Regions from separate parts of the Homo sapiens genome. Here region 2 is linked to region 1. Evidence: read pairs that join two places in POLR2A ChIA-PET (ENCODE). Cell type or tissue: PC-3. All regions are shown on one strand.

Region 1 (4,000 bases):
TTTTAGTAGAGACCGGGTTTGGCCTGTTGGCCAGGCTGGTTTTGAACTTCTGACCTCAGGTGATCCACCCGCCTTGGCCTCCCAAAGTGTTGGGATTACAAGCTTGAGCCACCACGCCCAGCCTAAACATAACTTTAAAAAAAAATGTTTATTTTAGGTTCAGGAGTACATGTGCAGGTTTGTTATATAGGTAAACTCGTGTCATGGGGGGTTGTTGTACAGATTATTTCATCACTTATGTACTTAGCCCAGTATCCAATAGTTATTTTTTCTGCTCCTCTCCCTCCTCCCACCCTCCACCCTCAGGTAGGCCCCTGTGTCTGTTATTCCCCTCTTTGTGTCCATGAGTTCTCATCATTTAGCTCCTACTTATAAATGAGAACATGCAGTATTTGGTTTTCTGTTCCTGTGTTAGTTTGCTAAGGATAATAGTCTCCAGCTCCATCTATGTTCCTGCAAAAGACATGATCTTGTTCTTTTTTATGGCTGTATAGTATTCCTTGGTGTATATGTACCATATTTTCTTTATCCTATCTGTCATTGATGGGCATTTAGGTTGATTCCATGACTTTGCTATTGCGAATCATGCTGCTATGAACGTTCACGTGCATGTGTCTTTATGGTAGGATGGTTTATATTCCCCTGGGTATATACCCAGTAATGGGATTGCTGGGTTGAACGGTAGTTCTGCTTTTAGCTCTTTGAGGAATCGCCATACTGCTTTCCACAATGGTTGAACTAATTTAGATTCCCACCAACGGAGTATAAATGTTCCCTTTTCTCTTCAACCTTGCCAGCATCTGTTATTTTTTGACTTTAATGATGGCCATTCTGACGGGTGTGAGATGGTATCTCATTGTGGCTTTGATTTCCATTTCTGTAATGATCAGTGATGTTGAGATTTTTTCTTTATGATCGTTGGCCACATGTATGTCTTTTTTTTTTTTTTTTTTTTTTTTGAGATGGAGTCTCACTTTGTCACCCAGGCTAGAGTGCAGTGGTGGGATCTCGGCTCACTGCAAGCTCTGCCTCCCGGGTTCATGCCATTCTCCTGCCTCAGCCTCCAGAGTAGCTGGGACTACAGGCACCCGCCACCACGCCCGGCTAATTTTTTTGTATTTTTAGTAGAGACGGGGTTTCACTGTGTTAGCCAGGATAGTCTCGATCTCCTGACCTCGTGATCCACCCGCCTTGGCCTCCCAAAGTGCTGGGATTACAGGCATGAGCCACCGCGCCTGGCCTTCTTTTTTTTTTTTTTTTTTTTTTTGAGACAGAGTTTCACACTTGTTGCCCAGACTGGAGAGCAATGACACGATCTTGGTTCACTGCAATCTCCGCCTCCTGGGTTCAGGCAATTCTCCTGCCTCAGCCTCCCAAATAGCTGGGATTACAGGCATGCACCACCATGCCTGGCTAATTTTTGTATTTTTAATAGAGACGGGTTTCTCCATGTTGGTCAGGCTGATCTTGAACTCCCGACCTCAGGTGATCCACCCACCTTGGCCTCTCAAAGTGCTGGGATTACAGGCATGAGCCACCGCGCCCGGCCCATATGTCTTCTTTTGAAAAGTGTCTTTTCATGTTCTTTGCCCACTTTTTAATGGGGTAGTTTGTTTTTGTCTTATAAATGTGTGTGTGTGTGTGTGTGTGTGTGTTTTGAAATGGGCTCTCACTCTGTCCCCCAGGCTTGAATGTAGTGGCACAATCATGGCTCACTGCAACCTCTGCCTCTCAGGTTCAAGCGATTCTCTTGCCTCAGCCTCCTGAGTAGCTGGGATTACAGGTGCATGCCATTGCACCTGGCTAATTTTCGTATTTTTAGTAGAGACAGGGTTTCTCCATGTTACCCAGGCTGGTCTTGAACTCCTCACCTCAGGTGATCTGCCCACCTCAGCTTCCCAAAGTGCTGAAATTACAGGCATGAGCCACCGTGCCCAGCCTGTCTTGTAAATTTGTTTAAGTTCCTTATAGATGCTGGATATTAGACTTTTGTCAGATGTGTAGTTTGCCAATATTTTCTCCCATTCTGTAGGTTGTCTGTTTAGTCTGTTGATAGTTTCTTTTGCTGTGCAGAAGCTCTTAAGTTTAATTAGATCCCATTTGTCAATTTTTGCTTTTGTTGTGATTGCTTTTGCTATCTTTGTCATTAAATCTTTGCTTGCTCCTATGTCCAGGATGGTATTACTTAGGTTTTCTTCCAGAGATTTTACAGCTAAACATAACTTTGATATGCACTGGGAAACCAAAACATTTGTGTAATTTCACTTGATTGCTATATTTGCTTTATTGCACTGGTCTGGAACTGAGTCTGCAATATCTCTGAGGTATGCCTGTATGTCATCCAGGTGGAACAAATCTGCATTTTTAGAACAAGCAGTAGATTATAGGTTACTGTACTTAAGTTCAATGAGAAGACAATAGCATTTTGCGATTTTTCTTTCTACCTTTCCAATGATAATATCTCATTTAGTCTTGCACTGGAATTCTTTCTTGGCTGTCTTTTGCTAGGTTTGTACTATCTTCAATGTTTTCCATAACCAAAGGCAGCAATTTAACTAACTCATGAAAATACGTATTCTGTAAATTTGGCTGATTCTTTCTGCTTTTGCTATTGCCCATTGAACTATTTTCAGATGCTGTCCAAAGTCCTTACTATGGCCTGTGGGGCCAAGGGGTCTATCTCTCACTTACCCTGCTCCACCCACCTGGCTCTCTTGCCAACCTTTGGCAGCTCACTCGTGCTCAAGAACTTTGCACCTGTGGTCCCCAGGACCAAATGCGGCCTCAGCTGTTCCCTTAACCTACCCAGTCGGTTCACTCCCTCACTTCTTAGGACTCTGCCCCAAAGGTATTGAAGAGATTATAGAGAACTTTCCTGATATACCAAAATAAAATTGCACCTCTCACACCCAACCACATCACTCTATAATGTAAGCTTTTTTTATTTTTTTTTTTTTTGAGACAGAGTCTTACTATGTCAGCCAGGCTGGAGTGCGATAGTGTGATCTCGGCTTACTGCAACCTCCGCCTCCCGGGTTCAAGCGATTCTACTGTCTCAGCCTTCAAGTAGCTGGGATTACAGGTGCCCACCACCACGCCTGGCTAATTTTTGCATTTTTTAGTAGAGACTGGGTTTCGCCATGTTGGCCAGGCTGATCTCGAACTCCTGACCTCAGGTGATCTGCCCGCCTTGGCCTCCCAAAGTGCTGGGATTACAGGCGTGAGCCACCGTGCCCAGCCTCCACTCTGTAAGTTCTTACGTGAATTAATTTTTTTCTATGGCACTTTTCTTTATCTCCATCTGACACATTATATAATTGCTTATTCATTCCTTTAGTGTCTGTCTTTCCCCATAAGAATGTAATCTTCAAGAGAACAGTGACCATATTTTGTTCTTAGGTGTGCCTTTAATGTCTAGCACTGTGCCAGGTACATAGTGAGGTCTCAATAAATATTAATTGATGAATAAATGGTCAGTATGGGTTATTAAGACTGATCCAATTAACCTATGGGAGTGCATTGTTAGAATAAGACAATTAACAACAGGTACTGAGAAGCCATAAATATATGCTTTTAAGATTAACCTCCTGGCTGGGCAAGGTGGCTCACACCTGTAACCCCAGCACTTTGGGAGGCCGAGGTGGGAGGATCACCCTGAGGTGAGGAGTTCAAGACCAGCCTGACCAATATGGAGAAACCTGTCTCTACTAAAAATACAAAATTAGCTGAGGGTGGTGGCGCATGTCTGTAATCCCCGCTATTTGGGAGGCTGAGGCAGGAGAATCGCTTGAACCTGGGAGTTCAACCGCGGAACTTGAACCGTGGAGGTTGTGGTGAGCTGAGATTGCGCCATTGCACTTCAGCCTGGCAGCAAGAGCGAAATTCCATCTCAAAACAAACAAACAAAAAGATTAACCTCCTAATACCTTCTTGTAATATTGTCCTGGGATATAGCATAGTTATAAAAATGCTGTTTCAAAAATGATTTTGGAGAGAAAAT
Region 2 (4,000 bases), 440 kb before region 1:
ATTTTAGACATGAATTGTAAGCTCTTGCTACTTAGCAGGGTTAACTGATTAAACAGAAATAGATGCCATATTCTATCGATGTGAACCGTATTGTTTCAAGCTAAGGAATACTCTGGCAGTGATTTTGCTTATTGTTTTGTTGCTGTGTCACTTTTGTTAACATGATTGTAAAATTTTTGGACCCCCTCTCCAACCATCCATGAAATAGCGGTGCTAAGTGCTGGGAAAATGTGCTCCAACTCAATAATTTTGGAATACAAGTTAGATATGATAAAAGAGTATCAAGAACTTTAAAGAACTGCCTTGGTATGCTGTGAATTTAGAAACCAGAACTCCGTCACAGAACCTGTGACAATAATGATAAAAAAAAATATGTGAAAGCAAAAATTTGCCACAATGGATTATACATTTGTGAGCGCCGAGAACACATACCCTGCTATTCTCATGAGAAAATTAATCAAAATATGTAGGTTTTAAATTATGCAACATCTTCAGGAATGCATTCTTTACAAAACCACAATACTCACATCCTTATACATACATCTGCTTCCCCAGGAAGTGTCATGGACGGTGTCTTCTACCTCTTCCGATTATCTTCCCCAATCTAAAGGAATTCATTTCTCCTTTGAATCCTCTTGCTTTGACCTAATCTCCCCTACACCCCAATACTAGCCCCATCCATGAGCACCAAACTCTTTTTTTTCACCCTCCAGACCCCCTATGATCTGATTCACCAGGCTTACCTCCGAAGTTCTACAGGATCATGTCCCAAATCCAGTCTTTTCAGGTGGGAGAAACAAGCTTCTAGAACTATGGTTTTGTCATAAAATAAAAGAATCTTAGTGACGAGAGGGATCTTAGGAGGAGTATAAATTAATTCATCTCAATAGCTCAAAGGATGAGATAGCCTATTTTGTGAAATACATTTTTTGAATGGCTTACAGACTATGATGTTAGTACTAAAAAATGCTGAATTATTTGATATGAGGAAAATGTATCTGAAATTATGTAAAATGTAAAGACAAAATGATACTAAAAATGTATAAATAGTATACATGGGCCGGGCGCGGTGGCTTATGCCTGTAATCCCAGCACTTTGGGAGGCCGAGGCAGATGGATCACGAGGTCAGGAGTTCGAGACCAGCCTGGACAACATAGTGAAACCCTGTCTCTACTAAAAATACAAAAATTAGCCAGGAGCGGTGGCAGGCGCCTGTAGTCCCAGCTACTTTGGAGGCTGAGACAGGAGAATCGCTTGAACCTGGGAGGCGGAGATTGCAGTGAGCTGAGACTGCGCCACTGCCCTCCAGCCTAGGTGACAGAGCAAGCTCTGTAAAAAAAAAAAAAAAAAAAAAAAAAAAAAAACAGTAAAAAAAGTGCATATGTATATGCTGTATATATCCAGTAACAGTCAGACAGTAATTTACATACACATATTTAGCAAAGTGCAAAAGAATGATGTTTAATGTAGTGTTCATTGTTATCTTTTCTCTTGCAAAATTACTGAGATTCATTAAAAGGCTTCCCTCAGCAAGGCAGTCTCAATATTTAACCAACCCTTCCAGCGCATAGCTGATCTCTTCCAGCTTGTGTTTACACAGTTCATTGTAAAGCAACAAGTAAAACCTCAGGAATTTCTATGGCACGTTAGAGCAAGCAAAAAAATTGAGGTGATTTTTTTAAATTAAAAAAAAGCTGTTGAATCCAACCAAGTACTCTTCCAAAAATATTTTATCTGGGAGTATTTTAAAACATACACAAGAGGACCTCCTCTTTCGGCTTTGGAGCCCCCTCCCTCTGTCTCTGTACGGGGGAGCGTCTTCCTTCAGCCTTCTCTTTTCTTTCTTGCCTATTAGACTCTCTGCTCCTTAAAACCAAAACCAAAAACAAACAAAAAAACACACAAAAGTAGAGAGATGGTGTGATAAATACCTGTGCTTTCATCGCCCAGCTCCAGCAATTATCGACGTGGCCAATCTTGTTTCACCTACACCTCACCCACTTCCTCCCCACCACTGGTTCATTTTGAAGCAAATCTCAGACTTCATTTAATCTGTAAAAGCTTCAAAACTAATTGTTAGATTTAAAGGTTTAATAAGGTCCGGCTGGGCTTAATTTTTTGGCCAGAAGACTTTACAGGTGATATGTAGCTCCAATTGCAACTCATCAGGAGACAGAAAATATCTGGTTGTTTTTCTTTTTATGACATCAAAACCAGTTAGTGGTTTCAGATGTTGTTAGCCTGATCCATCTGTTACGAAGTTCCCATCAGTGTTTGATCAGATGATTTTAGCATCTAGCTATTGATGGTCATTGCCTAGATACGTTATTTCATTAGGAATTGAAAATGGTGATATTTCAATTCTATCATTTCTCCTGCATTTATTAGTAAGAATTCTTTTTCTCCTTTCTCTTTCTTTTTCTTTCTTTTTTCTTTCTTTCTTTCCTTCTTTCTTTCTTTTTCTCTTTCTTTCTCTTTCCTTTCTCTTTCTTCCTTTCTTCCTTTCTTTCCTTTCTCTCTCTCTCTCTCTTTCTTTGACAGGGTCTCACTCTGTCACCCAGGCTGGAGTGCAGTGGTGCGATCTTGGCTCACTGCAACCTGTGCCTCCCAGGCTCAAGCGATCCTCCCACCTCAGCCTCTCGAGTAGCTGGGACTACAGGTGCATGCCACCATGCCCGGCTAATTTTTGTATTTTTGTTAGAGATGGGGTTTTGTCATGTTACCCACGCTGGTCCTGAACTCCAGAGCTCAAGCCATCTGCCTTCCTCAGCCTCCCAGGGTGCTGGGATTACAGGCCTGAGCCATTGCGCCTGACCTAAGAATTATTTTATTAGGAAATAGTGCTTGATAAATAATGCTTCTTTTTGTATATTTGCCACAGTGTATCTTTAGATAGATTCCTAGAAGCTGCATTTTTTGTGTCAAAGGTTAAATGCCATGTAATTTTGCTAGATATGAGTCCAAGCACTTCTTGAGAATTCATTTAAATTCTGTCTCTGCTCTACCATAGGGGAAGGTCCGGGCTGTTCTGATGGGAAAGAGGTATTGGAGGTGAGGCCCAAGAGGCTGTAGTGGGAAACCTCGCACCTGAAATGACAGGAGAATCCAAATTCAGGGAGCGTGTGGGATCAGGAGCCACATGAAAAACCAAAGGCCAGGAGCCAGGAAGGAAATCTGGGGAATTTCAAATAGGGCCAAGAGCAGATATGGAAGCTTCCATCCAGGAACATAAATGTGGGAAAAATGAATACAAAAACAGGCTTGGAACAAATTGGGGAGGGTCCAAGGTCATTACCCCAAACAGCAGCTGCTCTTTTACAACTATTTTTCTTGGCTGGCTGGAACATAAGACAAAGGCACAGGGCTGTTTGCACATGTTTCTGTCACGCCGAGGGCAGCTAACTGAAGGAGGATGTGGTAGCTGAAACCTAGTCTGTACTTTAGCCACTGCCCCTCCACCCCCAAAAGGATAGGAGTGAAGGGATGAAGACCACCTTTTTCTAATTTGCACAAAGATGCATTTGGCCTAACAAAATGGGCAAGAATTATCCCAAATCTCCTTCCACTTTTGCAGTTATATTCATATCTTTCTTCATAATTTAGCTATACCATGGCACTTTTAAACTCGATCTGTAGTAGGAAGGTGAGGCTAAATGTTATGGTCCTTTGCATTTTGATCCGTAAGCAAACAGTTGTTGTTTATTTTAGAAAAATGGTTTCCAGGTGTAACTGCCAACTGCTGAAAACTTAGGGTTATGTGAGGTGAGGCATGTTGATGCTTTAGTTTATTTGGAGATGGGGGAAGCAGGAAAAACAGCAAACCATTGCAGTATCTGGAATTGATATGGATCTTTGTGTTTAAGACAGGGAACTGAAGCCTGGCTGTACCATACATACTTTAAACATTTATGCTTATGTAACTGCTAATCGAATTTTGAAAAACTATATAACTTTTCACACTTTTTACAAGGATGTTTAGGTTTAATGAGTTGAAAAGAT

What was found. ChIA-PET counts read pairs that join two places held together with the same protein. Peaks named below come from ENCODE experiments on the same cell type or tissue, not always from the same donor. Only the 100,000 strongest peaks of a DNase experiment are listed, where the experiment ranks them.
Region 2: POLR2A ChIA-PET joins it to region 1 with 5 read pairs; 2 of 35 experiments call an interaction of 5 or more read pairs at or near these places.

The regions. Positions count from the first base shown.
Region 1 is chr1:236,074,759-236,078,758 of GRCh38, reverse strand. No RefSeq gene overlaps it. Among named protein-coding and RNA genes, the nearest start is that of NID1, 12 kb to the right of the region's middle. In PC-3, no CTCF peak of the experiment used is centred here; no DNase peak of the experiment used is centred here.
Region 2 is chr1:236,515,028-236,519,027 of GRCh38, reverse strand. It overlaps a transcript of LGALS8 not described here. Among named protein-coding and RNA genes, the nearest start is that of LGALS8, 7.0 kb to the left of the region's middle. RefSeq lists a silencer at 2,549-2,727. In PC-3, no CTCF peak of the experiment used is centred here; a DNase peak (open chromatin) is centred at 1,577; H3K4me3 peaks cover 1,583 bases; H3K27ac peaks cover 1,444 bases.